Regions from separate parts of the Mus musculus genome. Here regions 1, 2, 3 and 5 are each linked to region 4. The links are chromatin loops, found by intact Hi-C in ENCODE. Cell type or tissue: heart. All regions are shown on one strand. Links, peaks and the distances in the headings refer to the core of each region. The heading gives the core; the rest is flanking DNA.

What was found. Peaks named below come from ENCODE experiments on the same cell type or tissue, not always from the same donor. Only the 100,000 strongest peaks of a DNase experiment are listed, where the experiment ranks them.
Region 1: it touches region 4 in a loop (8-fold over the local background); 10 of 42 quality-filtered maps call a loop at or near these places.
Region 2: it touches region 4 in a loop (2.8-fold over the local background); 11 of 42 quality-filtered maps call a loop at or near these places.
Region 3: a loop joins it to region 4, with 6 times the contacts of the local background. A loop is called at or near these places in 4 of 42 quality-filtered maps.
Region 5: it touches region 4 in a loop (9-fold over the local background); 17 of 42 quality-filtered maps call a loop at or near these places.

The regions. Positions count from the first base shown.
Region 1 is chr1:178,365,669-178,372,145 of GRCm38, forward strand. No RefSeq gene overlaps it. Among named protein-coding and RNA genes, the nearest start is that of Gm24919, 22 kb to the right of the region's middle. In heart, for the core only: no CTCF peak of the experiment used is centred there; DNase peaks (open chromatin) are centred at 3,373 and 3,813; H3K4me3 peaks cover 1,471 bases; H3K27ac peaks cover 2,533 bases.
Region 2 is chr1:178,181,228-178,187,704 of GRCm38, forward strand. Desi2 (desumoylating isopeptidase 2) reads left to right here and starts at 6,190. Exons shown (of 5, transcript NM_024282.3): 1 at 6,190-6,477. In heart, for the core only: a CTCF peak has its summit at 3,552 (motif pointing right); no DNase peak of the experiment used is centred there; H3K4me3 peaks cover 31 bases; H3K27ac peaks cover 34 bases.
Region 3 is chr1:179,782,499-179,788,975 of GRCm38, forward strand. It overlaps Ahctf1 (AT hook containing transcription factor 1), which reads right to left. Exons shown (of 36, transcript NM_026375.2): 8 at 5,691-5,841; 9 at 4,470-4,602; 10 at 4,197-4,378; 11 at 3,572-3,633; 12 at 2,510-2,638; 13 at 1,592-1,682; 14 at 449-538. Among named protein-coding and RNA genes, the nearest start is that of Ahctf1, 18 kb to the right of the region's middle. In heart, for the core only: no CTCF peak of the experiment used is centred there; no DNase peak of the experiment used is centred there.
Region 4 is chr1:178,315,097-178,321,573 of GRCm38, forward strand. It overlaps Cox20 (cytochrome c oxidase assembly protein 20), which reads left to right and starts at 4,057. Exons shown (of 4, transcript NM_025511.2): 1 at 4,057-4,112. The coding sequence starts at 4,074. It overlaps LOC115487370 (a long non-coding RNA gene), which reads right to left and starts at 800. Exons shown (of 2, transcript XR_003948789.1): 1 at 297-800. It also overlaps a transcript of Hnrnpu not described here. In heart, for the core only: no CTCF peak of the experiment used is centred there; DNase peaks (open chromatin) are centred at 3,665 and 3,995; H3K4me3 peaks cover 3,954 bases; H3K27ac peaks cover 4,482 bases.
Region 5 is chr1:178,403,171-178,409,647 of GRCm38, forward strand. Efcab2 (EF-hand calcium binding domain 2) reads left to right here and starts at 2,848. Exons shown (of 7, transcript NM_026626.3): 1 at 2,848-2,963. The coding sequence starts at 2,933. In heart, for the core only: CTCF peaks have their summits at 2,531 and 3,371; DNase peaks (open chromatin) are centred at 2,531 and 3,211; H3K4me3 peaks cover 1,782 bases; H3K27ac peaks cover 2,002 bases.

The DNA.
Region 1 (6,477 bases), core at 589-5,588, 50 kb after region 4:
GTATTTCTCCATCTTGGGCTTTAGTTCTTTGTTTTGTTTGTAGACTAAGCCTCGTGCATTCATGCTGAACTCAAACTCACAACGCAGCTGAAGCTGACTTTCTTTTTTTTTTTAATTAATTAATTAATTTTTTTATTACGTATTTTCCTCAATTACATTTCCAATGCTATCCCAAATGTCGTCCCCCCCCCCACTCCCCTACCCACCCATTCCCATTTTTTGGCCCTGGCGTTCCCCTGTACTGGGGATATAAAGTTTGCCTGACCAATGGGCCTCTCTTTCCAGTGATGGCCGACTAGGCCATCTTTTGATACATATGCAGCTAGAGTCAAGAGCTCTGGGGTACTGGTTAGTTCATAATGTTGTTCCACCAATAGGGTTGCAGATCTCTTTAGCTCCTTGGATACTTTCTCTAGCTCCTCCATTGGGGGCCCTGTGATCCATCCAATAGTTGACTGTGAGCATCCACTTCTGTGTTTGCTAGGCCCCGGCCTAGTCTCACAAGACACAGCTATATCACGGTCCTTGCAACAAAGGCTTGCTAGTGTATGCAATGGTGTCATCGTTTGGAGGCTAATTATGGGATGGATCCCTGGATATGGCAGTCTCTAGATGGAACTGTTGCTCCTTCTGCCCCTGCCTCCCAAGTGCTGGGATCATACACTTAGATCCTGTGCCGGTTTACTACTGCTTTTTAAGGAAATGTAGGGAAACTTTCCTTTTTCTTGGTTTTCCTCTCCTCCCACCTCCACAGCAGAGCTGGGACCTCAATGCCGGTTTTTTATAGCATTGCTCTGTAATTTCTCATCTAGCTGTTTGCTTATAACAAGAATGAAGTTGAGCCATGAGTCTTTCATGTATCCAGGGGACAAACAATCCCTAGCACGTGAAACAGTGTATCAGGACACTGGAATCAAAACAGTGGTCGGGGTGTGGGCTTGACATGCATGCAGCCTCCTCATTGTTCCAGAGCAAACGACCTGGGAACCATAGCCAGTATTTAATGGATGATGATTTGGTGCGTGTGCACGCACATGTGTGCGTGTGTGGTGTGTGTGTGTGTGTGTGTGTGTGTGCGCGCGCGCGAGCAAATGTAGAGGTTAGGTGTCTTCCTTTGTGGCTTTTCCAGCTTTCTTTCTTTGAAACAGGTTCTCACTGTGCAGCTCTGGCTGGCTCACTAGATAGACCAGGCTAGTCTTGAACTCAGAGGTATCTGCCTCTACCCCTGCTTCCTGAGTAGAGGGATTAAAGGATTACAAAGCCACATTCAGCTCCATCTTATTTTCTGAGATGGGACTCCAGCTGAAGCTGGAGGACACTGATGGCTAGGCTGTCTGTCTGTCTGTCTAGCCCCAAGGAACTCACTGTCCTGCACTGGGGTTGCAGGCACGAACTACCATGCCTGTATATTAATAGGTGCTGGAGATCTGAACTCAGTCCCCATGCTTGCAGAACTGATCCAACCCCATAATTTAAATTTTCTAGGAAAAATTTCTTAGCAACAGTTGCTTCTAAAATATTAGCTTGAATTTCAAGGATCATTATATTGGCTTGAAGCAAAGCCCTAACATTATCACACCATGGTTGTTAAAACAAGGGGTTTTGTATTTTGATTTTTGTTTTGTTTTGTTTTCTAGACAGGATTTCTTTGTGTAGCCCTTTGTGTAGCCCTTGTTGTCCTGGAACTCACTCTATAGACCAGGCTGGCTTTGAACTCACAGAGATCCACCTACCTCTGCCTCCGCAAGTGCTGGGATTTAAGGCATGGACCACCACTGCCTGGCATCAAGTCAAGTTTTAAAAAACAACAAGATAATGAACATTTTGAAGTATTTAATAATATCTTGGTTAGCACTACTAGCAAAGCAGCAAACGGGGGGGGGGGGGGGGGGGGGGGGGGTTGGTGTAGTGGCCATGGGGGAACTTCTAAAAAAAAGCTGTTGGGTAAGGCAACTTACAAAGACAGAGATAATTGCTGATACAACATAACAAAAGGAATTCTGTCTTTTCACTTCATCCCAGTCTTTTCTTTGCTTAGAGATAGCAACATAGAAGCCATTCCCAGGAGTTTAGATTGCACTAGGCTGCACATATGTAAGGACTATTGTTCACAGATAGTCTGTTGTTTGGATGTTCCAGGGCCTAGAGAGCTCATGCTGACTGCATATACAAGGTTCTCTTTGCTTTGCCGTTTGGCCAACTGCCCTACAGTCTCCCCCATTCTCCAAATGCCCCCCCCATCATCTCCATTGTGCCCCCCTGTTCAAGAGATTACCTACAGGTCTTTTATTTACCAGAATGTCCAAGCTCTGCCCTTCAGTTGGGACTTAAAAGTTAGATAATGCTGTTGGACTTTGCTGGGGAAGCTTTCGGTTGCAGTATCAGTGACCACGGGTCTGTATTAAATGTCACTCTGGAATAATTATTCTCCTCTGAGCCGAAGGTAAACAAGGAGAGGGGTCTGTCAGCTTTCATCCTGCACAGCTAAGTACCCTTTGGATTTATCTGGTAAAGCTGAGAAATCTAAGATTGTTCCCGGTGTCTCCAACACTAGCCCCTTAAAAAAGAAAACAGAAAAGGGCAAATCCGGGGAATCTCAGAACTTTGTTTTTATTTCATCACTCAGAGGGAACAGTGACTCCGGATTTCCATGAGAATGACAAAAGTGACGGCCAAGGTCAGGACACACTGTAGATTCATCTTTTCTTACCAATTTGTCCGGCTGTGTTAGTAACCCAAAGAGCAGAAAACGATGTGAATTTTATTCTTAGGAATCAAATAATTTTTTTTTTCAAAATTATTTTAAGAGCACTATTAGGCCTTTCATGCATTGGAAAAGAAAGAGAGAAAGATAAAAGAATCCACCATGTTTTGAAATCTTCCTGGTGCTCATAGGGCAAAGGTGCTTGTGCCAAGTCTAATGCTGAGTTCGATCCCTAGGCCCTACACAGTAGAAGGAGCAAATCGACTTCAAAGGCTTTTCTCTGACCTCCAAAACTCCTGTGGCATGCCCACCTCCCTCCCCAGTAATAGTGTATGCACGGTAGTGTTCTTAAGTGGAACAGCAGTACTGATTGATTCAATATGCTAGGCCCTATGGACTGGTGTGTAATCTCTGAGATGGGCATTTAGGAGTGCGTGCAATTGTCTGTTCAAGTGCTTTGTGGATCCGCGTGGTCTTTTTGGGGGGACATGGAACAGGATCCTGGAGGGAAGTCAGGAGCAAGCCTAGGAGGCCTAGGCTTTCAGGGCTAGGACTATAAATACGCACAGGCCCGGGGGAATCGTGAGACAGGCGGTGCGCACATTGCACTTCCTGGGAACTGCGAGCCCAGAGCGGCAGGCGGGGCCAGGCACCAACCCACTTGACAAATGCGCGGGGGCCCAGCGCGCCGCTCTGGGCGCGCGTCCACATCGCGTCACGTGCGCGCGGTGGCCAGGCACAGCCACCTCCACCCGGCTTGCCGCACGGGAGGGACTCGTGACGCTTGCTTCCGCGACAGATGCTTGCCGTTTTGGAAAGCCAGGTCATGTACAGAAGACAGGTTTACCTTCTAGATGAGGATAGGGCATGGGGGCATAGCTCAGGGATCCCCAGCAACACAGTGGATGGATGAATGAAGTAAAAGAAAAATAAAGTGTCAGGAACTGTGAGTGGAGAAAAAAACCCAACAATTAATAGTGTCGGGAGTCGGGGGCGGGGGAAGTAACTCAATAATGGGAAGCTTACCTAAGCATGTTGTGCCTGGAGGACTGTGCTCTGCAGCCGGAAGGACAGGGTAAAAGGTCTATAAGGGAAATAACCCGGATGGATGCGTCCCAAAGTACACATGCCTCTCTGCCCGGCAGTTGCTGCTCCTTACCCCTCCTCCACCGCTTAGCACAGTGAGGGGGAAGGCCTGGGTTTACTTAACGGGATTATGGGTCATTCTCACTGTTAAGATGTGCCTGGGTTGACACATGCCCGTTGATTTCTAACGACCGTTTTATTTAATTGTTTGAGGGAGAGGCACCAACAATTTTGAAACTGTTATTTACATATGGAGGCTTAGATCTTGGTTTATCTAAAGTTCTTACTATATTTACTTTTTGGGGTCTGGAAGTCAGAGTACAACGTGTAGAAGTCTGTTCACACCCTCCATCACTCTGATCTCAGGAATTGAAGTAAGATCCTCACACTTGATTGTCATGTTCCTTTACTGGCTGGGGATGCTGATTCAGCGCAGACTTCCTAGCGCATCAAAGGAAGAGCCTATACTATCTTTCCTCCCATGATATCAAGGTGATCAATGGCTTCAGGTGTTGTCCACCTGGAATAGTCCTTTATAACGTTGTCCATCATCTTAATTGTGAATGTAGCTACCGTTGACAGTCCTTGCTGGAGGTTTTATTTCATTAGCAGTTGAATTCCTCTTCTCTAAGGAGCAGGCTCTTTCCTGGTGAGTTATTTAGTTGCCCAGAGTTACAGTGCATCCAGGACACACTGGATTGATGCTCGACTCTTTATTTTTGGAATGAAAAGTTGTATCTCCACATCCTCCAGAGGTGACCAAGGGATCTTTTTCTGAATGCTTATGAAAATCACCATAATTGCTATGTCTCAATATGCTGCAGCTGTTATTTTATTCATACATTTGATGCTCAGGATGCCTTCCTGTACTGGCTGGTTTTGTGTGTCAATTTGACACAAGCTAGAGTCATCAGAGAGAAAGGAGCCTCAGTTGAGGAAACACCTCCATGAGATCCAGCTGTAAGGCATTTATTTTCTCAATTGGTGATTAGTAGGGGAGGGCCCATTGTGGGTGGACCTATCCCTGGGCTGGTAGTCCTGGGTTCTATAAGAAAGCAGGCTGAGCAAGCCAGAGGAAGCAAGCCAGTAAGAAACATTTCCTCCATGGCCTCTGAATCAGCTCCTGCCTTCAGTTTCCTGCCCTGCTTGAGTTCCTGTCCTGCCTCCCTCCAATAATGGACTGGGATCTGGAAGTGTAAGTCAAATAAGCCCTTTCCTCCCCAACTTGCTTTTGGGTCATGCATGGTGTTACAGTTTTTGGCTACAGCCTAAGTCTCCACAATACAATTCAGCAATCAGGGGAAAGCAAGTAACACAATTTAAAAGGTAGGAAACTTAACAGGGTGGGTGGGCGGGGCCCACTTGGGTTCTTCAACAATAAAGTTCAAAGAGGAAAAAGGACATGAAACCTACAGAATATAAGAAACAAGAGAGACCGTGAGTTCCAGGAAAGCCAGGACCATTAGACAGAGAAACCTTGTCTCAAAACACCATCCCCTTAAACAACAGCAACAACAACAAAGAATCCAGAGAGACATCACATGACTGTGCTGTCTAGATCTGGTTTGGACCATCATTTTTCTTTTCTTTTTTATTAATTAATGGATTTGGTTTTGTTTTTTTATGGTGCTGGTACTTCACTCGTTCGGCAAGTGCTACAGCTCAGAGGATAAAAGTACTTGCTGCACAAATCTGTCAATCTGAGTTCAATCCTTGGATCCTATAGTGAAAGAAACCCAACTTTAAGAAGTTGTCTTCAGGGCTGGTGAGATGGCTCAGTGGGTAAGAGCACCCGACTGCTCTTCCAAAGGTCTGGAGTTCAAATCCCAGCAACCACATGGTGGCTCACAACCATCTGTAATGAGATCTGACGCCCTCTTCTGGAGTGTCTGAAGACAGCTACAGTATACTTACATATAATAAATAAATAATAATTAAAAAAAAAAAAAGAAGTTGTCTTCAGACAGGCGTGGTGGCACACGCCTTTAATCCCAGCACTTGGGAGGCAGAGGCAGGCGGATTTCTGAGTTTGAGGCCAGCCTGGTCTACAAAGTGAGTTCTAGGACAGCCAGGGCTACACAGAGAAACCCTGTCTCATAAAACAAACAAACAAACAAACAAACCAAAAAACAAACAAACAAAGTTGTCTTCTGAGCTGTGCATGCATGTACCATGGCATATACATCCCCATACACATTTACATCCATATAAAAAATAATGTAAGAAAAACTAACTTACAAGAAATATCAAGGAAATTTGACAACTGCTACTTCATTAATGGTATTAAACAATAACCATAATTTTACTTTAGGTATGTTAATATGCTGTAATAAATTAAAAAATATTCCTGGGGCTTGGGAGATGGCTTAGCTGTTTGAAGCGCTGGCTGCTCTCTCTCTCAGTTGACCTAGGTTTGATTGGAGCACCCAAATAGAAGCTCAACCACCTACAACTACAGTTCCAGGGGTTTCAGTGTCTTCTTCTGACCTCTGAGGGGACCAGGCACACATGTGGTGCACATATGTACAGGCAGGCTAAACACAACACTCATTCACATAAAATAAAGACATCTGAAAATTAATTTTAGAAATTCCTTGTGAAGTTAAGGTTTGTAGTTCAGTAGTACAGGGTGAGGCCTACCACACTGCATTGGACCTTCAGTGATACATATGCATACAAGTTGTTTT
Region 2 (6,477 bases), core at 544-5,543, 130 kb before region 4:
TTACAGAAGTTTTGCAATTTTATGAGGTCCCATTTGTGGATTCTTGATCTTATAGCACAAGCCATGAACATCAATATGAACTAACTTACTGCATGAATGTGATAACAGATGTACATACAGCTAACACTCCGATACACAGAAAATTAAAAATAAAAGAATATAAACAAAGGGCTTATTTTTATTTTTATATTTTTAATTTTTTTATTGTTTTTTCTAGACAGGGTTTCTCTGTGTAGCCCTGCTGTCCTTGAACTCACTCTGTAGACCAAGCTGGCCTCAAACTCAGGAATCTGCCTGCCTTGACCGCTGCCTCCTAAGTGCTGGGATTAAAGGCTTGAACCACCACTGCCCTGTAGGACTTTTTTTAAAAAAAGGTTTAATCCCTTTTCTCAGGATCAGGACAGAGCAAGTGGATGGGGAATTCAAACAAAGGCTAGACTACAAAGAGAAACCCTGCTTCTAAAAACAATACAACAACAACAAAAACTCCACTAGCCTAGAGGAGTTGATTATAGCCATCACTGCCATCAAACACAGACAGTAGTGGTAACATGAGCTGCTATTTTCAAAGACTTTGCCAAACACTTTCCTTTCCATCTGGGAAGACACAAGTTGGTGGTCATCACTAACAAAAGTCATTCCAAAACTAAAGACATGCAGATTAAAAGGGATCCCTTGACATTCCAAGCTGTGCTATCTCTTTGGGTGGCTGGTACTTTGGAAATGGAAAATGGACAGTCTCAAGATCTACTAGTGAAACTGGATGTTATTCTTCAATACTGGCTTCAAATTCAACTGAGTTAGTCAGTGAATTCAGCCAGTAGTGATGAATCAAAACAGAGCATGAACCATAGGGAGCCAAGAGGAGCACAGGCAACCTCCCAAATAGTCCCCAGGATTGGTCAGAAAGGAGTCCAGTAACTTGGAAGGCCTTAGTCTGCATTTCAGTCACTCCCTTGGTGGGGGGTGGCAGAGCTTTCTATAAGCATAAGCAAACACCAGTCAACAGGTGTCTGAGGAAGGAAACATTCATTTTTTACTCAGAGTTTGAGAGGTGCTGCCCACATGACAGGCAGGTATGGTGCTGTTCCCAGCAGTAGAAGTGTGTGGGTGTCACCACTCCCATCACAGTAGGTCAGGAAACAGAAAGTGAAATGGAAGTAGAGCCAGGTTATGGTCACTAAGACCTGCTCTCCAGAAGTCCACTTGCTCCAGTAAGACCCAGCCTCATACGGGCTCCACAGCACTCTACCACAGTGCATCCAGCTGGGGACCAAATATTCATATCATGAATGCGTAGGAGGCCATTTCCCACACAAACCATCACACTATTTGAGGTGGTCAAACCTCAAACTGTTAAAGTGGCTAAGAAGCTGCAACTCAATAGATCATGGATGGACCTAGGGGAAAACCCTACTACTATCACTTTGCAAAGGAACAAAGTAATAAAATGAGCCCTGAGGATAAACTGTTATGTCCATAGATCTGTGCTTTACTCAGCCCTAATCTCAGAAGTTTCTTCCTGCAGTAGATGGTAATTGATACCCATAAGTGAGCAACACACAAATTGACATGGACTAGCAATAGTAAAGCATAGGATGTAAAACTGGGTATGGGCCTAGCATTGTCTCTGGAAACCTCAAAGCCCGACCCAGTGACACACCTCTTTCAACAAGGCCACACCAACTCCATTAAGGCCACAGCTTAATCATCCTCAACTAGAGACTAAGCATTCAAATGTATAAGCCTATGGAAGCCATTTTCCTTCAAACCACCACTTTTCACTCCCTTGCCTCCCCCACCCCAAAAGACTTATAGTAATTATCGTAATGCAAAATGCATTTAGTACAACTTCAAAAGTCCTTAGTGTCTACAACAGTCTCAACACGTTGAAAATCCAAAGTCCAAAGTTTTCTGAGACTTAAGGAAATCTCTTAACTGTAAACACCTGTAAAACTAAAAAGAAAGTTACATACTTCCAAGATCTAATGGCACTGAATACATACATATATATATATGTGTGTGTGTGTGTGTGTGTATGTATATATATATACACACAAATATATATTTACATATAATGTATATTTATATATATATAATAGGTGTGTCAATTATTTCTGGATCTCCCACACCTTAGTTCTCTCTCTCTCTCTCTCTTTCTCTCTCTCTCTCTCTCTCTCTCTCTCTCTCTCTCTCTCTCCCTCCCTCCCTCCCTCCCTCCCTCCCTCCCTCCCTCCCTCTTTCGAGAAGATCACACAGAGACCTCAGCAGGCTTCAGACTTACTAGAGAGCTGAAAATGACCCTGAACTTCTGGATACTCTTGCCTTTACTTCCTCCCCACACCGAGTGCTAGGCAGGGAGCTACCATACCCAGTTTTACACAATGCTGTGGATCAAACACACTTGCTTTATGTACATTAGACAAGCACTCTACCAACTGAACCACATTCTCAGATTCCTCTTTAGATTTGTATTACTCTACTCAATTTATTTTGAGATAGGATCTCACACTGTATTCCAGACTGGTCTGGAACTCACTACATAGCTCATGCAGGCCTTGAACTCCCTGGTAACTCCCTTGTCTCAGGCTCCCAACTGGTAGGATTACATGCCTAAGCCACAACATTCAGAAATTGATCTGTCTCTTGATAACCACCACAAATATTCTTTCATCCTATGCTTTACTATTGCTAGTCCATGTCAATTTGTGTGTTGCTCACTTATGGGTATCAATTACCATCTACTGCAGGAAGAAACTTCTGAGATTAGGGCTGAGTAAAGCACAGATCTATGGACATAACAGTTTATCCTCAGGGCTCATTTTATTACTTTGTTCCTTTGCAAAGTGATAGTAGTAGGGTTTTCCCCTAGGTCCATCCATGATCTATTGAGTTGCAGCTTCTTAGCCACTTTAACAGTTTGAGGTTTGAGTTCCAGTTCACAGAGCAATCCATAAACCCAGGTTAAATAGATAGAGAAAGAAAGAAAGAAAGAAAGAAAGAAAGAAAGAAAGAAAGAAAGAAAGAAGAAAACTGTGGTTGGTTGCCCCTGTAATTTTGTGCCACTGCTGCCTCATTACATCATGTGTCTTGTAGCCAAGCTGCTACTGTGGCAACCAGGATTGCACCTAGGTGAGACTGATGGTTACCTTTCTCCTCTGGTATCATGACCAGTACACCTCAGTACCATGAACATGAGTCAGTAGGGAGGAAGCTTCTAGTTGGCCAACAGATCCATTTTTTTTAAAGAATTATTTATTATATGTAAGTACACTGTAGCTGTCTTCAGACACTCCAGAAGAGGGAGTCAGATCTTGTTACAGATGGTTGTGAGCCACCATGAGGTTGCTGGGATTTGAACTCCGGACCTTCGGAAGAGCAGTCGGGTGCTCTTACCCACTGAGCCATCTCACCAGCCCCAGATCCATTTTTGACATTTGATGACATAAGTGGTGCTTTTGGCCATAAGGCCTTTCTGTAAGGCTATGGAAAATAGGGCTGGCGAGATGGCTCAGCGGATATGAGCACTGACCAAAGGTCCTGAGTTCAAATCCCAGTAACCACATTGCAACCACAAGGTGGCTCACAAACACCTGTAATGATATCTGATGCTCTCTTCTGGTGCATCTGAAGTCAGCTGCAGTGTACTTATGTATAGTAATAAATAAATCTTTGGGTAGAAGGAAGCAGAGCCTGAGCTAGCAGGGCTGACACAAGTGAGCAGAGGTCCTAAAACTCAATTCCCAACAACCACATGAAAGATCACAACCATCTGTACAGCTACAGTGTACTCACATACATAAAAAATAAATCTTTTAAAAAAAGTAACCAAGCCAGGTGGTGGTGGCATACGCCTTTAATCCCAGCACTTGGGAGGCAGAGGCAGGCAGATTTCTGAGTTCAAGGCCAGCCTGGTCTCCAAAGTGAGTTCCAGGACAGCCAGGGCTATACAGAGAAACCCTGTCTCAAAAAACAAAACAAAACAAAACAAAAATAGTAACCAATAGACTTGGCAATAGTGTAATGTTAGAGTAATGTTAAATAATGTTATGATGCTTTTACAATAGTACATTTCCATATGGTTTTTCCAAAGGCTATTCATGTTAGTTGTCCTCCCCATATTGCCTTCTTTAGCCTGACCTCCCACCTCCTCCCCCTTTTAATATTTCTTTCCAGCTGCATTTTTTCAATATTTCCTAGTGCTTCAACCCTTAATTTCACATAGCCTATAGTCATCTGCAAAAGAAGTTCCAATTAACGGATTACCTTTATCAAATTAGCCTGTGGGTATTGTCTTAACTAATTGATATAAGAGGGCCCAGTATACCCTGGGTGTTACATCCCCTGGAGAGGTTGTCTTGAGTTTCTTAAAAAAGCTAGCCAAGCATAAACCAGTGATTGAGCCAGCAGGCACTGCTCCTCCAAGGTGCTTGCTTTAAGTTCCTGCCCTGTCCTGACTTCCTTCTGTGATAGACTGTGACCCCTAAACCTGTTCTGCCCTAAGCTGCTTTCTGTCAGAGCAGGTGTTATCACAGCAACAGAAAGACTGCCCAACAAGTCTCTAGGCTTTAAGTTCTACTGAAATGTTTATTTTAGTCAGATTAATGGTTGTGACTCCATTTCATTTATGCAAATGCCTACTCAACATCTCATGAGACTCTAAAAGGCACTGAAAATATAACATGACCTAACAGTAATTTCATTTCCCTTTCTAACCTGCTTCTCCCTCAAATGTTTGATATATTATGAATAACATACTATCTACCCAAATTTGTCAAACATCCAGGACCTATTTTTGAGACTACCCCTAACTCCCCCAACAAATTTAATGTCCACACTTTTTAATATAAGGCTGGTCACTAGACTCCCAAGATGAGGAAGAAACCAAGCCACAAATCCAAAGTGCCTTTTAAATCTCTTGCATTATATCTGTTAATAACCCATTGACCAAATCAAGCCAAAGCTTGCTAAAGACAGTAGAGAGAGGCATCAAAGGTCATATATAATTTGAGAAGCCACTTTTACAATTTACCACGTTAATGGTCATGTTTCTATTTCCCTTGCCTCATTAAAATTTCACACAGAAACTCAAGCAATTTTTAATTTTTTAAAGTTATTTATTTATCTGAGTACATCATATCTGTCTTCAGACATATCAGAGGAGGGCATCTGATCCCAAATATAGATGGTTGTAAGCCACCATGTGTTTGCTGGAAATTGAACTCAGGACCTCTGGAAGAGCAGCCAGTACTCTTAAGCATTGAGCTTTCTCTCTAGCTCTCAAGCAATCTTTTAAGAGACTTATGTACATATTCATGTCGTTCCTTGGCTCAAACCCTACCAACTCTTCATTTAAAATCCAACCTCAGAGTTTGGAGAGATGGCTTGCCCACTAAAAGTACTTGTTGCTCTGCAGAGGATCTCAGTTTGGTTCCCAACACTCAGGTCAAGCAACTTACAGCAGCCTATAACTTCGGTTGCAGAGCATCCCTGCCCTCTGTCCTCTTTGGTCACCTGCACCCCTTGCTGTCTTTGTCTCTGTCTTCTGTCTTTCTCAGTCTCTTTCACTCTTTCACACACAGAGACACACAAACACACACACAATTGATAAATCTAAAATGTAAAATAGATATTCAATCTCAGCTAACTGAAAACTCAGGATGTCTTCTGACCAGTTAACTGCCTGTCCACAGATCACCTCTTTGCTCATTATATTCTAGCCACAGAGAACTTTTATTTTGTTCCTTAAGTACAAAAAACATGTCTTATGTCTATGTACTTTTGTCTCCTCTAATTGGAATTCTTGGCTCTCTTATATTTGACTAGCTTTCTGTCATTCACGAAATGTGAATTCCGTTTTGAGGGTTAAAGGAGACTTTCTTACATCCTACTTTTACAAGGGTAACCTTCCTCCCTTTATTGCCTCACTTCTATATTTTCAAAAATTAAAAAAAAAGCAGAAGGGCTTTGGAAAACTTAGTCATCACTTCTTCACATTGCGTTGGATTCACATCTCACGCTACAAACACCAGAAACAGCACTGAAAACTAAAAGGCAAATGGAGTCTCTGCTCGCCAAGGACGAACAGCGAAGGTTCCCCTGACAAACTCTTCGCAGGACTTTCTGGGAACTGTAGTCTCCCAGGGAGACGTGAGTGCCTACAATATCCTGGTGAATGCTGGGATATGTAGTCAGACTGCTTACACGCCCAATAGGAATCGCGGGTTCTCCCTCTGCTTTCTGGGAACGGTAGTCTTTCTGCGACCTCGAGCCACCAGGGTGAAGAGGCATCCGGCCTGTCGCCATTTTAGGTCTCCAGCTGCAGAGCCTGAGAGCCTCAACGCGCAGGCGGGCTCATCCCTGGATCCTGGCCGGCCCCGCCTCCAGGGTGCCTAAAGCCCGCCCCTCGCCCAGGCCCCGCCTTCCCCCACGTGTCTGCGGCCGAGGGGAGGCGCCTGAGCTGGAGCTGCCTCTCCA
Region 3 (6,477 bases), core at 447-5,446, 1.5 Mb after region 4:
ACTTCATAATTGTAATTGTGCTGTTATGAATCGTAATATAAATATCTGATATGTGACTCCCGTGAAGAGGTCAGCTGTCCCTGGGGATTGCTCCCCACAGGTTAAGAACCACTGACCTAGTGAGCTTCACAACTGCTGAGATTACCGACACCTAACCTTGTCTCAAACAAATGTTCTACCTGGGATTACAACATCAAGATTAACTATTAAAGCTTATCCTGAGAGCTGGTGAGATGGCTCAGTGGGTAAGAGCACCCGACTGCTCTTCCGAAGGTCAGGAGTTCAAATCCCAGCAACCACATGGTGGCTCACAACCATCCTTAACGAGATCTGACTCCCTCTTCTGGAGTGTCTGAGGACAGCTACAGTGTACTTACATATAATAAATAAATTAAAAAAAAAAAAAAAAAAAAAAAAAGCTTATCCTGAATCCAGACTTCATACTTACAAAGCCTATCAAACTCTTCTTTTGTGAGAACCACTTTATTCCATGTCCACTCAAGAACAAATCGTAGATTAGCAGCAGAATTTGGTTGTTCTTATTTGTATTGAAAGAAAGGAAAAAGAAGAAAAAGAATGATTACTAACTTCGAAATGGAAGTTACTAACTTTGTAGGAGGAGCCAGATAGGAAGGCCAAGTTCATGAATTTAACATTAACTTCTACCAAATGGATCCTGTGCACCTCTTCATAGGAGCAGTGCCATAGGTGCAAAACTGGAAGGAGGGTGAAGAGGGCGCAGGGAGCAGTTATGAGGGAGAGCAATATATACAAACTGGAAAGCAATCTTAAAAAAAAAAACAACAAAAACCCAAAACAGTCCAAACCAACAACAAAAAAGGCCTACAGTTTTTAAATTTTGACTTAAGAAATTTTACCATATTAAGGAATATTTAAAAGACCCCAAATCATGGTAGGCATAATGGCACATGCCTTTAATCCCAGCAATTGGAAGACAGAGGCATTCAAATCTCTTGAGTTTAAGGCCAACTTGGTCTACAGAGAGAGTGCCAGGACAGCCAGGGCTACAGAGAAAGCCTGTCTTAAAACAACTCAAAATACAAAAATGCTGTATTCCTCTAAATCCCACTAAGCTATAAAAAACATTTCTGCAACACTGGTTAGTACTCAGTATTAACCTTTGTTTGTAATCACAACTTTTTTTAAAAAAAATAAGTGATTATCTTTTGTTTTGAAATAAAATTGAAATGATTAAGAAACAGGAAGCTTTCTTTCAAATGATCATCATGTTCTTTCAACATTACATGGGCAGAGTATGTGCATGTTCATGTAAAGAATGAATAAATATTCACACTGGGGTGAAGCTGGTACAGAGCATCACAGATTCACTTTTTACTCCACCCTACAACTTTACGTGAATTTAAAACAATCTCATGCATAAAGGTTAACTAAAATGTAAAACCATGAACTGTAATTTTAAGAATATGAATATTCTATTTTTTAAAAATATTTTTTATTACGTATTTTCCTCAATTACATTTCTAATGCTATCCCAAAAGTCCCCCATACCCTCCCCCCCTACTCCCCTACCCACCCAAAATATTCTATTTTTACAAAGTGAAACTGTTACCTTCTATTATCCACGTTCTGATGTAACCAGTCAAAAGTCCCAAGGAACTTGTCTGAATTGCTGCTGACAATATAGCTTCTAATTGTTCTTCCTAAACCATGTTTAAAAAAAAAAAAAAAGAAAGACACTCTGAAATCAGAGGCAGTATAGGTGGGGAAATAGTTCTGAGGCTCATTTGGCTGTAGCCAGAGAGACAACAGAGCACATCTGTAAAGTTACAGCACTAAGGAGAGTAAGACAGGAGGGTCACAAGGTGGAGGCCACCTGACCAGAGCAGGAAGAAAACCAACGCAATACCCAGCATTGTAAGAAGTGGGAAACCCCAACACCCACAGAAGACTTGTATGCCATGGCCAATGAAGCTTAACTCGTCAGCTAAGGAAACTCTCGCAGTTTGTACTTTCTTTAGCAGTACTGGAGCCTAGGACACAAGCACTCACACTGAGCTATATAATCTCAGTCAGTCCTTTTTATTTTAAGATAAAGTCTCATGAAACTATACAAGCAAGCCTTGTACAAATTACTTTGTGGCCAGACCAACTTTGATCTTGCTAGCTCGGTAACTAGGATTATATATATGCTTGCATTGCTGAGCCCAGCTCCACTTGTGACTTTTTAAAAAGGTGTTTTACTGGCATGGATGTATAAGATAAATACATCTGGTGCCTAAGCAGTCAAAAGAGGGTATCAGATCCCTTGGAACTGGAAGTAAAGATGGTTGTGAGGTACTATGGAACTGAGCCTTGGTCCTCTGCAAGAGCAACCAGTGTTCTTAACCACTGAGCATCTCTTTAGCTAAGGTTAGAGGATGTGGAAGCCAAATTTCAAGGCCATGGCTACTGATCCTGGAACATGAGGTTACAGATTCCCTCCCCCCAAAAAAAAATTCAAAAGAAAGAAAAAAGTTAAATGTCTCACTTGACTTAAACTGGAAGGCTGAATATCAATAAGTCTTGGTGAGAGGAGACCAGCAACAAGACATCGATTATAACTATCAGGAATGACTTCATTAAGAGTTGGTCCTGATTTCTTTAAAAATGTCAAAGTCTGTAATAGAAAAATTAGTCCAACATCAGCCAACATCAACTTAAATACATCTATGGAAATACTGAAAGCCTGACTAAACTGCATGATCAAGTTAGGGGGCTTAGAGATTCCTGAATGCAATGACATCAATAAGACACAACAGCAGTATTTTCAGAAGTTGCAGACAAACATGTCTGTGTTTAGTGAGAGATTTTCACTTAGGACAACCACAGCAACTATGTGTGTGGCTGATTGCCAACTAAAAGGTCTTCACATCACAAACTATTCTTACATCATTCTTCTGTCAATTTTGTATTATTTCTCAAAAGAAACAAGAAGAAGCCCTACGGCCAGGCATAGTGGCACATGCCTTTAATTCCAGCACTTGGGAGGCAGAGGCAGGCAGATTTCTGAGTTCGAGGACAGCCTGGTCTACAAAGTGAGTTCCAAGACAGCCAGGGCTACAGACAAACCCTGTCTCAAAAAACCAAAAAAAAAAAAAAAAAAAAAAAAAAAAAAAGGAAGCCCTACAAGGCCACGACACAAAAGGGCAGGCCGCAGTTGTGGGGCAGTCTAACTGCAGCAGTTAGGGGCCTGAGCAGATCTCTAAACTGCAAACAGCCACTGTTATACTGTGAGACCCCGCCCCTTCCCATCTCTAAAATAAGCACCCAGAAGATGCAATGAGGCACGAACCTAGTCACCATTTCTTTGAGTTCCTGTAGAAGATGGCACCCACACAAAGCTGCTAAAAACATTTATATGACTTCTAGCAAGCTCTCATTAAAACTGAAGTTATTAAGATGCTAAACTCGAAAATCTAGCAGGAGCTACTATTTAGAGATGAATTAGTTTATACAAATACCAGGAACATTTCAATACATGAATCACCTGTATTCTAATATGTAGCTTCAGCTCTAACACACACTCAGCAAGTTGTTAATGCATACGTACCTCCTTCTGAAATCCAGCACAAGTTACATGGATAACTCCAGAGTCTAACAAACAAGTGGCATCTTAAAAAGAAAAAGATTTTAAATTTTGAATTAAATGTTTACTGTAGGTAATTAAAATTTTATATTGAATAAATCTGTCCCCTCTTTAAAAACAACCACAACAAAGCAGGGTCTTACTGTGCACCCCTGGCTGCCTTAGACTCTCAGAGATTCTCCTGCCTCTGCTGGGATTAAAGGTATGTACCAAGCACATTGGACAAGAATAATTATCAAGATAAGGTTTCTCTGTGTAGCCTTGGCTGCCCTGGAACTTGGTATATAGACTAGGCTGTCCTCAAACTTAGAATTCTGCCTGCCTCTGCCTCTAAGTGCTAGGACTGAAGGTTTGTGCCACCACTGCCCAGCAATTATAAATTCCTTTTGAGATAGTGACAAACTTTATTACTAATATATTAACTGACATTTTCTAAAAAACTCAAAATTTATAAACATACTCTATTTCTTGTGTACATAAATACGTATCAGAAGTTATGTAAGTTATAAATGATAGTGAGATATGAAACATACAGCTGACATACTACATTTACACATTATTTTTCTCAAAAATTTATGAAAATACTTACCAAAATTAAAAGTACTTGGGTTAAAAAATTGCTCTGGAGGTGGGTAGGAAGGAGGAACCCCTCGGTTTAAACTCCTCTCATGTACTAGTATGTCCAAGATGTGATGTGGAGAAGTCCTACTTACAACCGAATCCAATGACCACAACGCAAAATAAGAGCAATTATGCAGAGATTCTCCTGATCTAGAAGAAAAAGTTTTAAAGCACTGAGACACTATCAGCTATACATAACAATATCTGAGGGAGAGGGGGTGAGAAAACATAGTAATCATACCTTAAAGAATCGGGCATTTGTGCATGATACCAACGATTTATGTCAAATAGCCCTAAATACACAGAAGGCTTTCCCTGTCCATATATATTCACTTGCCAGGTAAAGACAGAAACGCTGGTATCGGGAGACAGAGCTGCAAGAAAGAAAAAACAAAACAAAAAACCCAGCTATTTTTCAAAAACAGAATAAAGAACCTAAACATAACCACAACCAAATGACAGTAACATTTAATTCACATTTCAGTAGACTTATGAAAACCATTTCTGTCACTTGAGTCTCACTTACACCCTGACATTCCTGGTGAGAAGTTCTCATCAGAAGGTTCTCCCTTTACTAGTTTCCAGGTAATACTTTAGACCTTTGAGACAATAAGACTAGAAAGTGATTTCAACAAATATTTCCCCAAAGACAGTAGACAGCTAGCACCAGCAGCTAATCTAATACCTACAATGGACGTCTGTGGTTTAATCCTTTAGAGGAACTGAGTTGAGAAAGGCAGATCTAGCCACATGGCAAAGGCGGAAACAAATGCAAATACCTAGACCACGGCAGTGGAATGGCACCAGAAGGGGCCTCGGCAGGAAGAGAAAAGTAAAAACCTCAGATATCACTAATGGCAACTGGAAAAGGAAGCCATGGACAGAGAATAAGAAGAGGGATGGCATGTTAAATTCTAGATGTGAAAACAGAACCACAAGGTTAAAAGTGGGAACTTCGACACAGGGCATCTCTGGGATAAATGAACTTTCCATCTATAGAAGAAGCAGGACTCAGAAATGCAAAACCGTCAAAGGTTACCACTAAAGAAAGGAAGGGAAAACAAATCAATGCTGAACTTATCTATCCCTGGGATCTTTACTCTGAAAGGAAAGAAAAAGACACGGGGTGGGGTTTGGGGGAACACAGCATGGTTCAAAAAGGAAAACAAAATAACAGAAAAAAAAAAACCCAAAAAACAGAAAAATATCCAAAGACAAATTACACTTATTAAAATGGAGACCATCTTTGTGTTGAACTTGATTCAAACACAGGGTCTTTCACTAGCTGATGCAATCAAGTTCTTCAGTTCTGTATAGTCATCCAGAGAGCAACAAGACCTAAAAGCCTGAATAAATGACATACACAGGACCTTAATTTTCAACTGTCAGAAATATTAATTCCAGAAATCTGACATAAATCTTAAGCCATCACACAACAGAGTTAAGAGTACTTTTAACCAACCTTCTCTCATACTTTCTTCTCTGTCTCCATGAGATGGAAATCTCTCTATACTCTGGCATCCCAACAATTTGGTATTACTAGTTTGTCCCCTTAAGGGGAACGTGCCACCTGCTAGATCCAGTGTATATCTTTCTTCGCAGTATTCTAATCCCTGCAACATAAAACATGCAGAAACTTTAACACTATTCTAAGAGTGTTCTAAAATGAAATATTCCCATGCTAAAAGTTTTCCCACACAAATGCTTTTAGAGAGCAAATCGCTCTGAAGGCTATAAAGTTATATATATATAAAATGTATATACCAAGCTAGATTTATGGTCTCAGAAATAATCACCAATAAGTATTGTAAAAGTTTTCTAAAACACGGTAGCATTCATACATTAGTAGCTGGAGTATAAACTGGAATGCCCTAAAGGCCAGCAAATCGATTTCTGCATTCTCATGTAAATTCTTAAGAATAGTTTTTTTTTGTTTTAAGTTTTGTTGAGATAAGGTCACTCTAAGTAGACCTGGCTGTCCTAGAACATGCCTTGCCTCAAAAGACTGAATATTAATTCTTAATCAAAACAGAATTTTCTGCTCAATAAACAAAAAGAGTTTTACCTACTCCCCCCTTTTAAGTCAGGGTCTCATTGTGCAACTCTGACTGTCCTGGAACTTACTATGTGGACAAGGCTGGCCTCCAGCTCACAGAGATGTGCCTGCCTTTGCCAAGATTAAAGGCCATGTACCACTAAACCCAGCTTAAAATTCTCTCTTAATCACAGAGTCTCTTAAGAGCTAATAA
Region 4 (6,477 bases), core at 950-5,949:
GATTTGGCCTTCTCGATGACAGGTTGCTTGGGGAGCTATCCGAGCCCAGAACTTTGTAGTAACTTGATCGAACATCAATGATGGGAGCAGCTCCAGTCTTATTTTTTGCTACATTGACCCGCATCTGCTCGCTGACCAACGTCCACAATTTATCTAGGTTGACAGTTGGGCAGGAGCTCTGGTGCCTCATACCAACTTTCCCAAAGTAACCTGGATGATATTTGTCAAGTTGATCCTGTGGTGATGCATGCCTCCAGCCTCCCCACAGCCTCCTGGGTGCTTGCAGCGGTGCTTACCTATGCTCACATGGCCACAGCTCACGTGACCCTGGAGTTTCCGGGTCTTCCTCAGTCTGGATGGCATGGCGTGGCAGAAAGGGAAAAGGGACAAAATATTCTTAAGAATACTTTTAAGTGCTAAATTATCTTGGATAAAACTGGTCTCTGGACTAGTCCCAAATTCCTGTATAATGGGGCTGTGAGCTAAATGTTACCTGCCTGACCATAAACTGTTACCTCTCTACTTCTGTAAGCAATACTCGATTTCTGTATATGTCACAATTGCATTTTTTCCCCCTTAAAAAATAAAAATCATGGGGCTGGTGAGATGGCTCAGTGGGTAAGAGCACCTGACTGCTCTTCCGAAGCTCTGGAGTTCAAATCCCAGCAACCACATGGTGGCTCACAACCATCCGTAATGAGATCTGACTCCCTCTTCTGGAGTGTCACAGTGTACTTACATATAATAAATAAATAAATCTTTAAAAAAATAATAAATAAAAATAAAAATCACGCCAGGCAGTGGTAGCACACGCCTTTAATCCCAGCACTTGGGAGGCAGAGACAGGCGGATTTCTGAGTTCAAGGCCAGCCTGCTCTACAGAGTGAGTTCCAGGACAGCCAGGGCTACACTAAGAAACCCTGTCTCAAAAAACCAAAAAAAAAAAAAAAAAAAAATTAAAAAAAAAAAATCAAGCCAACTGGAGTTCCACAATACTTCCCAATAATTCGCTTGGAGCAGTCCTGCCCAAGGTTAAATAAAGACTCCATTCAAGTTATTCAGGTCTTGGGCTGTTCTCTTCAGATACCCTATAACAGGACAGAAGGGCCCTTGCAAGTTATCTTCTCATCTCCACACCTAAACTGTAGAACACACCCACACACTTAAAGGTAATAAAAAGATTAAAGCACAAAGTAGCACTTGAAAGAGTACTCAATTATTCTGGTAATAGGGAAGTTTAAATTCTTCCATCAGATCCAGAAACTATCAAACATTACAAAAGGTGATTCTAAAAATCAGTGAGGAAAGTCACTCTCATGCTTATTCATGGGAATCACAAGGGCAACATTTTTGAGAGGACAACAGCAGGACCTAACAACGTGTCCAAGGCTTTTGAGCCAGCTTCCTCATCTTGAAATGTGTTCTACAGAAAATCTTTAGCGTGTGCTCAAAGATGTTTGCTGACGTTTTTTTGGGTTTGGATTAGTAGAAAAATGTGCAGCTTTCTAAAGAAACGTCATTCAGCAGCAAAAAGCTTAAGGGGACACTGTGCAGCCATTGAAGGGAGTAGACCTCCAGGTGCTTACAGACACACACACACAGGTCAAGAATAACCAAAGGTAGAAAACAGTGCCGCTGGTGCAGCAGGCCCACTTCGGTCATATCAGGTTAATGTAAAAAAGATGTTTATAGGAGATTGGAGGCTTTAGTTTTTACTCCATGTATCCATGTATTCTGGTAGGTTTTAAAATTTTTTTGTGCATATATTAACAGTTCTGGGTATCAAATCAAAAACAAGGCCTTGGGTACTCTTTACCCACTGAGCTATACCTTCAAACCCTCCATTGTTATTATCAGTTTTTTGTGAGACAGAGCCTCACTTTGTAGCTGGCCTTGAAGTCACAAGAAACCTACTCTTTCAACCAGAATGCTGGGCTTTTAGGTCAGAGCCAACACATCTGCATCTAATGTTATTTTAAATGACTCCAAAATGTATTTGCATAATAATTTTAATTAAGAGAAGGAAAACAGATTGGAAGAACACAACAGTTAACTCCTTTGTTAACTATAGTTCCTATGAGGGGGAAACCACACAACCACTCACCCCAATCCTTAGTTAAAAATTCTACAAGGCTGATTCTACTGTGACAGGAGAGACCTGGAATGCTGCAAGCCTGGAGCTAAATTATCTTAGGCTATCCTTGGCCTCCTTAATAGCCATTCATTGCCCACTTCTATGTATAGCTTAGCATCTATCCTTGTGACTGTCCTTCTGGAATGTATAAACAGAACACTAACTTCCACCAATCCCAAAGACTGAGAATGTCATCAGATGAAATCTAAGGCCAATAGCCAGAGACATTCCATAAACTGAAGTGTCTTATCTCTTTTGTTACCATATAAAACTCATAAGACTGTAACACTTTTATGTTGAATATGGTTTGGGGGCAGTTTGAATCCTGTCCTTGGGTCATGATCATTTACATTTTACTACAGAATAAACTCTATTCTCTTCAAAGTCGTTTTCTTTCATCCACACCTTCAGGGAGAAGGAGAAGGGTGAGCTTGTTACTTTTCATTATTAACTGTTAAAAGACAAAACTGAAAAATATTCTATTTTCGTTAAATTAAGAAACTTTATCGAATCCATGACATTTTTCAAACAAGTGAAATGGACTCCAACTCAGTATACTCTAGCAACGTCTCAGTCACAAGTAAAACGGTAACGCCATTTCCTCGGTATTTTTCCCGTTACGTCCTTTATACCGCAATTAGGAATGCAAAAGAATTCCTCTCTCCTTTATGGAATATTACAACCTTAAATATTACCTTCCAGACAAAAATTCAAAGCCTGGCTAGCCAAGAATTTCAGTAGAGTATCCCAAACTGTCAAGATAACAGTTCCTTTTCTAGTCCTAGTAATATTAGAGCATTATACACTTTGTAACTGTTCAGCTTCCTTAAAAACAAAAAACAACTTACTACGCATAAAGAGAAATATAAATCACTTTTACCCCCTGGGATTGGCGAAAAGCAGTTAATGAGCATGAAGAATAAGACAGTAAGCAGTCCGCATGGTAATTAAGATGAGACCCTCCCAGCTAACACTGACGGGCAAGTAGCGTGCAGCACGTTACATGAAAGGCGGCATGACTCTGCACAATGACAGGCCGGGACATTTTCCGGGGAAGGGCCGTTTGGAACGGAAGAGGCCAAATCGGGAAATAGGTAAACAAAGAAAGGCAAAAGGCCGGGGCCAGGACATTAACCCGAAAACGGAGTCGCCATCGCCTGCTGAACTGGCTGACACTTGGACCCAAACGACCCACGGTCTGGGTTTCTACCCGCTATGTCACCGTCGCGTCACCCACGGCCTCCCTCCCGAAGGAAGGCACTTGCCGCCTGACGCATGCCCCCTAGGTAGCGGCCGCCTCCATTTTGTCCTGAGTCTCCTCCACGCGAGCGGCGCGCTATTTTTAACCTAAATCTGCGGGCCGGAGGGGGAGGGGCGTGGGCCTGGCGGGCGCTGGAAGGCCGCCGCGAGGGACCGAGGCGGGGGTGCGGGAGGTTGTCAAGGTCACCAAAGCTAGGACAAAGGACAAGCTGGGAACGAGGCCCGCGGAAACAGCGCCAGGCGACTTCCGGCAGTGCGGGGGCCGTCAAACCCGGACTCCCGCCCTCTAAGAGGACAAAGCGGCGCGCGACGCGCGGCCCCGGCTCCGCCCTCAGCGCCCAGCACGGGGACGCGCACAACGGTTGAAATGGCGGTTAAGGCGGAGGAGGGGCTGAGGGAAGCGAGTTTCTCGGTGCTCCTTGACTCGGGCCACCCTGCCTGCGAGACAGGAACCGGTGGCGCTTCTCTAGGTTGCCACCACTCGCGTTCCTCATGGTCGGTTGCGGGTTGGAAAACAGTGTGGCCGGTTCCATGGAACAAAGGAGTGTGCCAGGGCGGGCTTCCGGACAGCCCCAGGAACGCTCCCTAAGATGGCCGCCGCCGCGCGGGGATGGGGTGGGCGGAGCCCGTGTTGCTCCCGTCGCGGGCCTGGGCGGGGCGATGGAGAGGACTGGTGCCCATGGCGGCCGCCCCGGAGCCCCACGAGACGGAGAAAAAGGTAATGTTCGCCATGGGGCAAGGGGGGGTGGGGGGAGGTGTGCAGTGCGCAGGCCGCGACCCGGTTTCCTAGACCCATCCCATAGCCGCGAGGTATATCAGCGATCTAGTCCTCATATCCCGGATATATCTAAATTGCCAGTTAAACTAGTGAAGAGCAGGCCTGCAGGGTCAGAAAACGGAGACTAATCCAAAACTAGCATTGGATTTGGTAGAAAGGGCTAATAAAGGGGAAATGAAAACTCTGGAGAGCTGGGCGTGATGGTGCATGCCAGTAATCTCCACTTTGAGGGCTGAGGCAGGGGTGAGTTCTGGGCCAGCAAGTGAATCAGTCCTTTTCCTTGCACAACACAGGAGCGCACACTCACAGGTAAGGTATAGATTTGTTAGTTCAATGTGAGAACTGCAGTTTGACCTCTTATTAAAAAAGACGAAATCTCCACTCTGCATGAAGCCGACATCCTACTGGGGTAACGGGACAGTCGAATTTCATCCATTTAAGCCAGCCGGGATAAAACTGCAGTTTGGCCATGAACTGCTAGGCCTGATAGAATGGCTACAGGAAGGTGTCCCAAGTGGAGACTAATTAAGCCATGGTCAAGTGTCTAAAGATGTCTTTTGTTAAACAACTAAAACACTACCTATCAAATGAAAACTTGCTAGCACAAGTAAGGTCAAATGTAGTGTTTGCTTCATAGCTCATCTAGACTTGCTGAAATTGAACAGTGGGTTTGACAAAAAGACTCTGCTCTGAAAAATAAAGCCATGAAGGCTTGGGATGGGCACACCTTTTAACCAGGCACTTAGGAGGCAGTGAGTTCCAGGATAGCCAGGGCTACAAAGTAAACCTAAAACCTGTCTCAGAAAAGATTTTGGAAGCAAGAGAAACTACTTGAAAATACTTTGATACTTTGGTCGGTTTGCAAAACCGACTAAGACCAAATAAGCAGATGAATAGTCTCACAAACAGGGAGTCGAATAAATGGTATTCAGCTGATAACAGGTCACAAATGTTAAATCCGTAAAAGGAGGGGACACTGCTACTGGAACGTTGCTACTGCCAAATCCCCAGGCCAGTGGAACAGCAAGCCAATTACTGTAAATGTTTTCTCAAGATTCCCGGTGAGATGGAATCTAAGTGTATCTTTGCCTAAACAGTGGCCATGAGCGTGTGGGTACTCAAGTAAAATCAGGAGCATCTAGTTAATATAGTCTTGCAAGGCAACAGAAAAATGGTAGTATTAGGACTTAAGATGTGGAAGCAAGCGCAATCCTCAGAAGGTAAAGGTGCTTATTTACCACCTCTGTTCAAGTCTCTGGAGCTCTTGTGGCAGCCCAAGTCAGACACCCACAGATATAACTTACAGAATTTAAAATCCTTTCAAATTTAAAATCCTTTCAAATGAAAGGATTACAAAGCAGTCCTTTGGGGGGGGAGACTGGTTGAGTACAATACAAAACTGGCTTTTAGGACCACTGATGAGCTTGCCACAGGAAGCTTGAAAGATTTAATGCCAACCAGGTCTCCTTTTGCAATGACACACTTAATGGAAAAGGATGGACAGTCAACTTGAATCCTAGTTTTCTCTTGAACTGGAGTTATGAAACCACCATGTAGGTGATAGGATAAGCAAGGAATCTCTCACAAGAAACCCAATTTTAAGCTATCTGAACTAGGCAAGAATACAGGTGGTAGGTACATAGGTACAACTGGTTTCACTAACGCTACCAGAATGTCTCCATGTTCATCATGTACTGGATGCTAGTTGGCATAGGAGTAATTTCCAGAGATGGTGTGAACTCCCCAGTAGACCTGTAGTTTCTTATTTGAGAGTTTGATGATGAGAACAGCCCACAATGATTGATTGGGTGTATGATTAAAAACAAGAGAAGCAAGTCATCAGTGAAAGAACAATTTTACTTTAATGAAAGCCAGGTTACACACGTTCAGGCAGATCCTTGAGCTAAGGGGAGTGCAGCTCTACCCTATCTTTAACCGAACCTAACATGTCTTTTACTCCATTCCCCACCAGTGTTACGTTTCATCTCTTATGCAGTCATCCTCTAGAAGCATTGAGTGGCATTGCAGAAAACATCTGTGCTTCCAGGGCTGGGGTACAAATAGAGAATGGCTTCTTTTCGCACATGCTCTGTCATATAAGTTATGTGTAGTCTTGCATCCTCAAGCTCAGACTGACCTCCAATTCACAGCAATGTAGTTGTGGTTCTTCTTGCTGTGGTTTCCTGATTGCTGGGATTACATTACAGTCACAAACCACCAGATGTCTAAGACTTGCATGAACAGAGTGTGAAAAATGTTTTGACCCCCATCTCTGAGCCAGTGCTGAGTGACATGTCCTTGGAAG
Region 5 (6,477 bases), core at 584-5,583, 88 kb after region 4:
ACTTAAAATAGGCTCCAGTGAGGCTAGGTACTGTAAATATGGGTAAGTTGTGTCTCTTGTCTTCAAAGTTGGAGAGGGAGTAGTTTTTTTGTTTTTTTGTTTTTTTGAGATAGGGTTTTTCTGTGTAGCCTTGGCTGTCCTGGAACTCACTCTGTAGAGCAGGCTGGCCTTGAACTCAAAAATCTGCCTGCCTCTGCCTCTCAAGTGCTGGAATTAAAGGCATGCACCACCACTGCCTGGTCTTTCTTTCTTTTTTACTACCTGCCCTGCAGTATTTTTTTTTTTTTAATTTGGCTTTTTGTTATAGGGTCTTAGACTATTGCGCAGGCAGACCTTGAACTTTCAGAAATCTTCATCCCAGCCTCCCAATGCTGTGACTATAGGTGTGAATGCTAAACCTAGATCAACAGTGTATTAACTACCTAAGGTCCAAGCCTTTTGGTTGTAGTTTCTTTTTATTGGTGCTGGGGATTGGACCTAGGCTTTTATGAATGGTAAGCATGTACCTTTTACAGTTGAGTAAAATCTCCATCATCATGCTGACCTTGAACTCACTGCTGTATGAGGGTGACCTTGAACTCCTGATCCTCCTGCCTCCATCTCCCAACTTCCTCACCTGATTTGATGGTATTGTTTTAAATTTTCAAGAAGAACTCAAAGGAGTACAAACTAATATGATTTAGAATAACTAAAATGAAATACTTTATTAGTTTAGTAGAATGTACAAAATGTTAGGAGGGGAGTTACAGAGAAATTTGCTTAACTTTTAAATGTTAACTAGGTCTATGAACAAATGCTTATGTAAGGATTCCATTTTTTTACCATGTGCTGCCAATACTTTTATTGATACAAAAATATAAAGCAAGAGGAAAATCTGTCTTACAGTAAGTTCATTGAATCTGAGTGGCTTGGAAAAGTCATTGAGAACACTAGCTTGTTTTCATTTTTAAGACCTATATTATTTCAGATTAGATGTCAGTGTGTGCACCTGAAGTTCTAGAAACTCATGAAGGCTGAACAGAAGCATCACTTGAGCCCAGGAATTTAAGACCAGTCTGAGCACCTAAAGAGAATCCTTCCTCATACAAAACACTAAAGCAAAGACACAAACTACAAGCTACAGGTGCGTGCGCACACACGCACACACACACACACATCTCTCACACACAATTCCAGTCAGAATGTCCCAGTGTATAGAACAACGTTACTGGCTGGAAATGTATGTGGTAGAAACAAGTAAATAAAATAAAAGCACTATAAACATTTTGAAAACTTTGCCTATGGGACCATTGAAGAGGAGGTAAAGATAAGGGGCAGGCAATGCTCAGGGTCACCTTCCATCAGGAAGGGACAGTTCTCTTCCTTCCCATACTTGCTACAAAGTCCTTCATCTTCAGGGAGAGTAAGGGGAACACACAGAATGTAAATATTAATATAAAATAAATAAAATATTAATATAAAATAAATAAAATATTAATATAAATTACTCTTCCATATTTTGGGGTGATTAATTTACTGTATGCTTGAGTTCATCTTGGAAGTCTTTCTTTTCTTTCTTTTCCTTTCTTTCTTTCTCTTTCTTTTTGTTTTATTGTTTTGTTTTTGTTTTTGTTTTTGTTTTTTTGAGACAGGGTTTCTCTGTGTAGCCCTGGCTGTCCTGGAACTCACTCTGTAGACCAGGCTGGCCTCGAACTCAGAAATCTGCCTGCCTCTGCCTCCTGAGTGCTGGGGAAATTTGCTTGATATGCACCATTTTCTGATTATTCAAATTGTAGTTAGACACTTCATCAAATCTTTATTGCCTATAGAAAAAAATATTTTAATGAAGAGTACAGTTGGCCTGCTTTGAGGGTTCATTCACTGAGATTACAGAACTTCGATGAATAAAAACTAATAATAAAAAATAAAATACTGAGATGTAAAGTGAATAAATAACTATATTAAAGAAAAATCAAGACAAAACAAAGGCCTCTACATTTAGTTACTTTTACAAAAATATTTAAATAAGTACACATATACCATGAAATTATCATTAAAGATTAAAACTAGATATTAATTTGAGTCACATTGTTAGACATTTCAAAACTGTTGGGTTTTTTTTGTTTGTTTGTTTGTTTGTTTGTTTTGGGGGGGTTTCATTTAAGGGAGAATCTTAGTATTCTGAGCTTATCCATCAAATAACAAAACACGCGATAGCCAAGTTTCTCAGTACTCAAAATTCTCATCGGAAGGTCATGCCAAATTGCACCATCAACATACAAAATGTGTGTATCCCTGAGAACAGACCGTCAATTTATTTGTTGCTATGAGAACACTATTTTGTATCAGAAATTGCAGCCTTGGCGACGCAGTGTTTGCGCCTATTTTGCACATGTTTTTCTACAGCAAGTCCTCTCTCTCTCTCTCTCTCTCTCTCTCTCTCTCTCTCTCTCTCTCTCTCTCTGCGATCCCGGGGAAAGGCTGGGCTTCCTCCTGCACTGGCCCATGTCCGTTTTCGCTCCAGTTCCGTGACTGGCAGAGTGGCTCCGCTCAGGAGAGGGTGACGCCAGAGAGCCACAAGGCCTGGCTCGGGTGGGGTTGGGGTGGGCGGACGCTTTTCGGGGAGGGACCGTGTAAGGGGCCGCCAGGTCTGCGCCCGGTTCTGGGGCGCACCTGAGACGGCCGGGAAAAAAAAAAGCTGAATAAAATAAGTAATTAAAGAAATGAATAAAGAAATAAGCAAGGCACACTACGTCCTTGACAGTCACAATCAGGCCCAGGCGGGTTCCGGAGCCTTGTTAATAAATGACGCCCCTAGGCCCAAAGAACGCGGGCCTCGGTTCTGGTGGGGGCGGGGATCGGGGGGCCACCGTGCATCCAGGGGCTTTCTCCGCCCGCGGGGTCCCGCAGGGTTCGTGCTGGATGTCTCCCGGGCGACCGGCTCCGCACCAAGATGGCGGAGGAAAGGGACGCGGAAGGGACAGGTAGGACCCTGCCTGGGGTGCCACGACGTCGCCTCTGCGCCTGAGGAAGCGCCCCCCGGCCAACATCTTGAGCCCCTCGGCGTGGCGACAGTGGGCTGAAAAGCGGCGCCAGCCCGCGTCCCCACCGTCCGCCCTCCCGTCCCCTCGAGAGGTCTGCGCGGGCTGTTGTAGCCCCCGCCGGGGAGGTTCATAATGGCGTCCTTGTCCCTGGCACCTCCCCTCCCCGTGAGGGCGCCAGCCGCGGTCTGGGTGGGCTGTGGGTAACCCGGAGGGCGGCCTCATGGAGGACTGGAGCTGCGACTAGAACCTGGCGGGATCCTCTGCGGCTGTGCCGAAACCCCGCCCAGCCCGGCCCAACCCGGCCCCAGCCGCCTCCATTTTGCCTCCTCCTCCGCCAGGCGGAGCGCAGCCTCCAGGTCAGACTGGGCCCTAGCGGCCCGGGTCGCGCTAGAGCCTTGCATAAGGAACACGCACTTTAATCACTTTAAAGAAAACCCAGCCGGGACTTGTCGGGCCGCCCAGACCGGCCGGGTACCCGAGAGGCCTCAGGGGACCCGAAAAACTAATGTTTCATGTTGAACTGCAAGACCTTTTGAATTGTTGCTAACCCAGCCGAATGACTTAAAATCGGATCTGTGACTCAACAGCCATTACGTGATAAATTGACAACATCACCGCTAAATAAATAGTCAAGCAAGCCCTAAAATAGTAAATGGCAAACATTGCAAAAAAAGTGAAAGTAACACTCCATCTTTGCTGACTCTCTCCCCTCCCTCTTGTATTCCCCCACCCCCACCCCCACCCTCTGGTTTGGAACACAGTAGTTAGGTTAACAACTAATATTTACACGAGTTGTTTAGTCCATTGTCATGGTGATTACAGGAACCCAGCAGGGAAACTTGAGACCCTAGATTTTTTTTTTTTTTTTTTTTTTGGTTTTGGCTGTCCTGGAACTCACTTTGTAGACCTGGCTGGCCTCGAACTCAGAAATCCGCCTGCTTCTGCCTCCGGAGTGCTGGGATTAAAGGCGTGCGCCACCACTCCTGGCAGCTAGAGATCTTATTGATGACCTGTGATTTATAGATGGTAAAATTAATCTCAGAAGTCGGCATTGTAGTATAGAGTTTTAACTCTACTAAGGTATCAAGATTTTTGTGGTGCTATTTTAGAAATGGAAGGTTTTATTCTACTTTTTTGTTGTTGTTTTTACAAAGAATATGAAGTTAGAGGGCAGGGAGTGTCGGTGAGGTGTTGGGGGAAGGGAAAGAATATGATCAAAATATGTTGTATAAAAAATGTTTTAGGTGAGTCGGGGGTGGTGGTGCACACCTTTAATCCCAGCACTTGGGAGGCAGAGGCAGGCAGATTTCTGAGTTCGAGGCCAGCCTGGTCCTACAAAGTAAGTTCCAGGACAACAAGGGCTACACAGAGAAACCCTGTCTCAAAAAAAAAAAAAAAAAAAAGTTTTAGGTAAAAAAAAAAAAAAAGCTTCCCCAGAAAGTATTTTTTTTTTTTTAGTTATACTTTTATTACCCCCCTCAAAAAAAGTAAAGGAGAAAATCATTAGGGGATGAATTATTTTTTAAATTAATTTACCTTATGTGTATTGGTGTATTGCCTTTGTGTATGTCCTTGTGAGGGTGTCGGATCCCCCAGAACTGGAGTTGCAGATGGTTGTGAGCTGCCATGTGTGTTCTGGGAATTGATCCAGGATTCTCTGGAAGAGCAGGTAGTGCTTCTAACCTCTGAGCCATCTGTTTTTTTGTTTTTTGGGTTTTTTTTTTGTTTTGTTTTGTTTTTTAAACAAAATCTAAATCATTTGGTTTTACCAATGAAAACCCGGGAGCCAGAATCTGTGGTGAAAGTTTGCTAGCTCAGAGAAGCAGAGAAAGCACCCAGCTGACCCTGCTCCTCAGCCAGTGTCCCAGACATTGTTTTTTTTTTTTTTTTTTTTTTTTTAAATAATCCTATGTTTACTCTCTGTCAATTGGTTGCTTGTTCCACCTCTTAACTTATGGTTGACTTTATTTAATTTTGTTTATAATATTCAAGCAGAGAACTCTTGGATAAATGCATATGCTAAAGCTGAAACACACCACAACTAGAGACACAATAGGTGTTATTAACACAGTGGGAACAAATATCCATCTCTCCAGACCCCTCCTTTTCTTTTTAAGTTAAAGACTTATTTAGGGTAGCATTGGAGTATACTGCAAGTTTTTACAATGTAAAATTATACACACACACACACACACACACACACACAACACTTAGGATCTCACCTTGTAGCTTTGATTGGTCTGGAACTCCCAGAGATGCACCTGTCTGCATCTGAGTGAGTGCTGTGACTAAAACTGTGTGCCACCACACCCAGCCTGATTTTTACAGTTGTTATCCCTGCTTGAGAGAGACAGAGACAGACAGAATTTCTGTTTCTTTAGTTTCCAAAACATATTTTAATGTTTAGTGTAAGTTTAGGAGAAAAAACAGTTCAGTCTGCAACTAACTGTGGAAGTAATGGCTGTTGAAAGCTGGATTTCATATATTCAATTTCTTATATATTTAATGCTTGCTTCATGGAAAGTAGTCTGGTGAATGTTAAACCTGAAAATTGTGATGAGGAAGATGGAATCCATGGTTGTCCAACTGAAGTAAGCTTTATTAAATACTGGCCAGGAAGATGGACACTGGCCATGTCCCTATGTGGGATTCTTACAGAAATGGTGATGAATTCCATCCTTCAGGTGCCTGTTAGGCCAGGCTCATGAAACTCCTTACTTTCCACCTTGGTTCACTGGGGCAAGCATACATCCTGACTTCCTTCCTGCCTGTGCGTCTCCTGCCTGGATGTGACCAAGCACATCCTGTGCAGTTGGGACAACAAACTTTGTTTATTGAAGGGGAACAGGGATTCATTATCTGACAAAAACAACAGCCCTCTGCATTCCTGGGAGTTATCTGTCCTTGGGCGAGTGGGGTTTAAAGCTTAACTTTAGCCCTTACATCAGGGCAGAACTTTAGTGAATAGCGAGATGAAGAAGGCATTGTCTTTGTCCTCCCCAAAGGGGAGGTTATCAGTAAGGGAGATAAGAGAGGAAGAAATGGAAAACAAGAAGCCAAGAGGAGCAATAGGGAGCCAGGGCCAAGATAAGATCCTCAAGGCACACTGTCCAGCGTCCTGCTTCCTCTAGGAGAGCTTACTTTTCAAGGTTCTGTTCAAATTTGAATCTATCAGTGGATTGAAACGGATTAGGTTGGTGCCCTCAAGATCCGGTTGTCTCTGGAAAAGCCCCTGAAATACATCCAGAGGTATCCAGTCAAGTGGATAATATGGATTAAGAATGGCCTGGGGCCTGGCGGTGAAACAGGATTTTAATCCGAGCCATCAGGAGGCAGAGGCAGGCGGATCTCTGAGTTCCAGGAGAGCCTAGCCTACAAAGGACTACAGGGAGAAACCCTGTCTAAAAAACCCAAAACTTAGAAAAGAAAAGAAAGGAAAAGAAAAGGAAAAAAG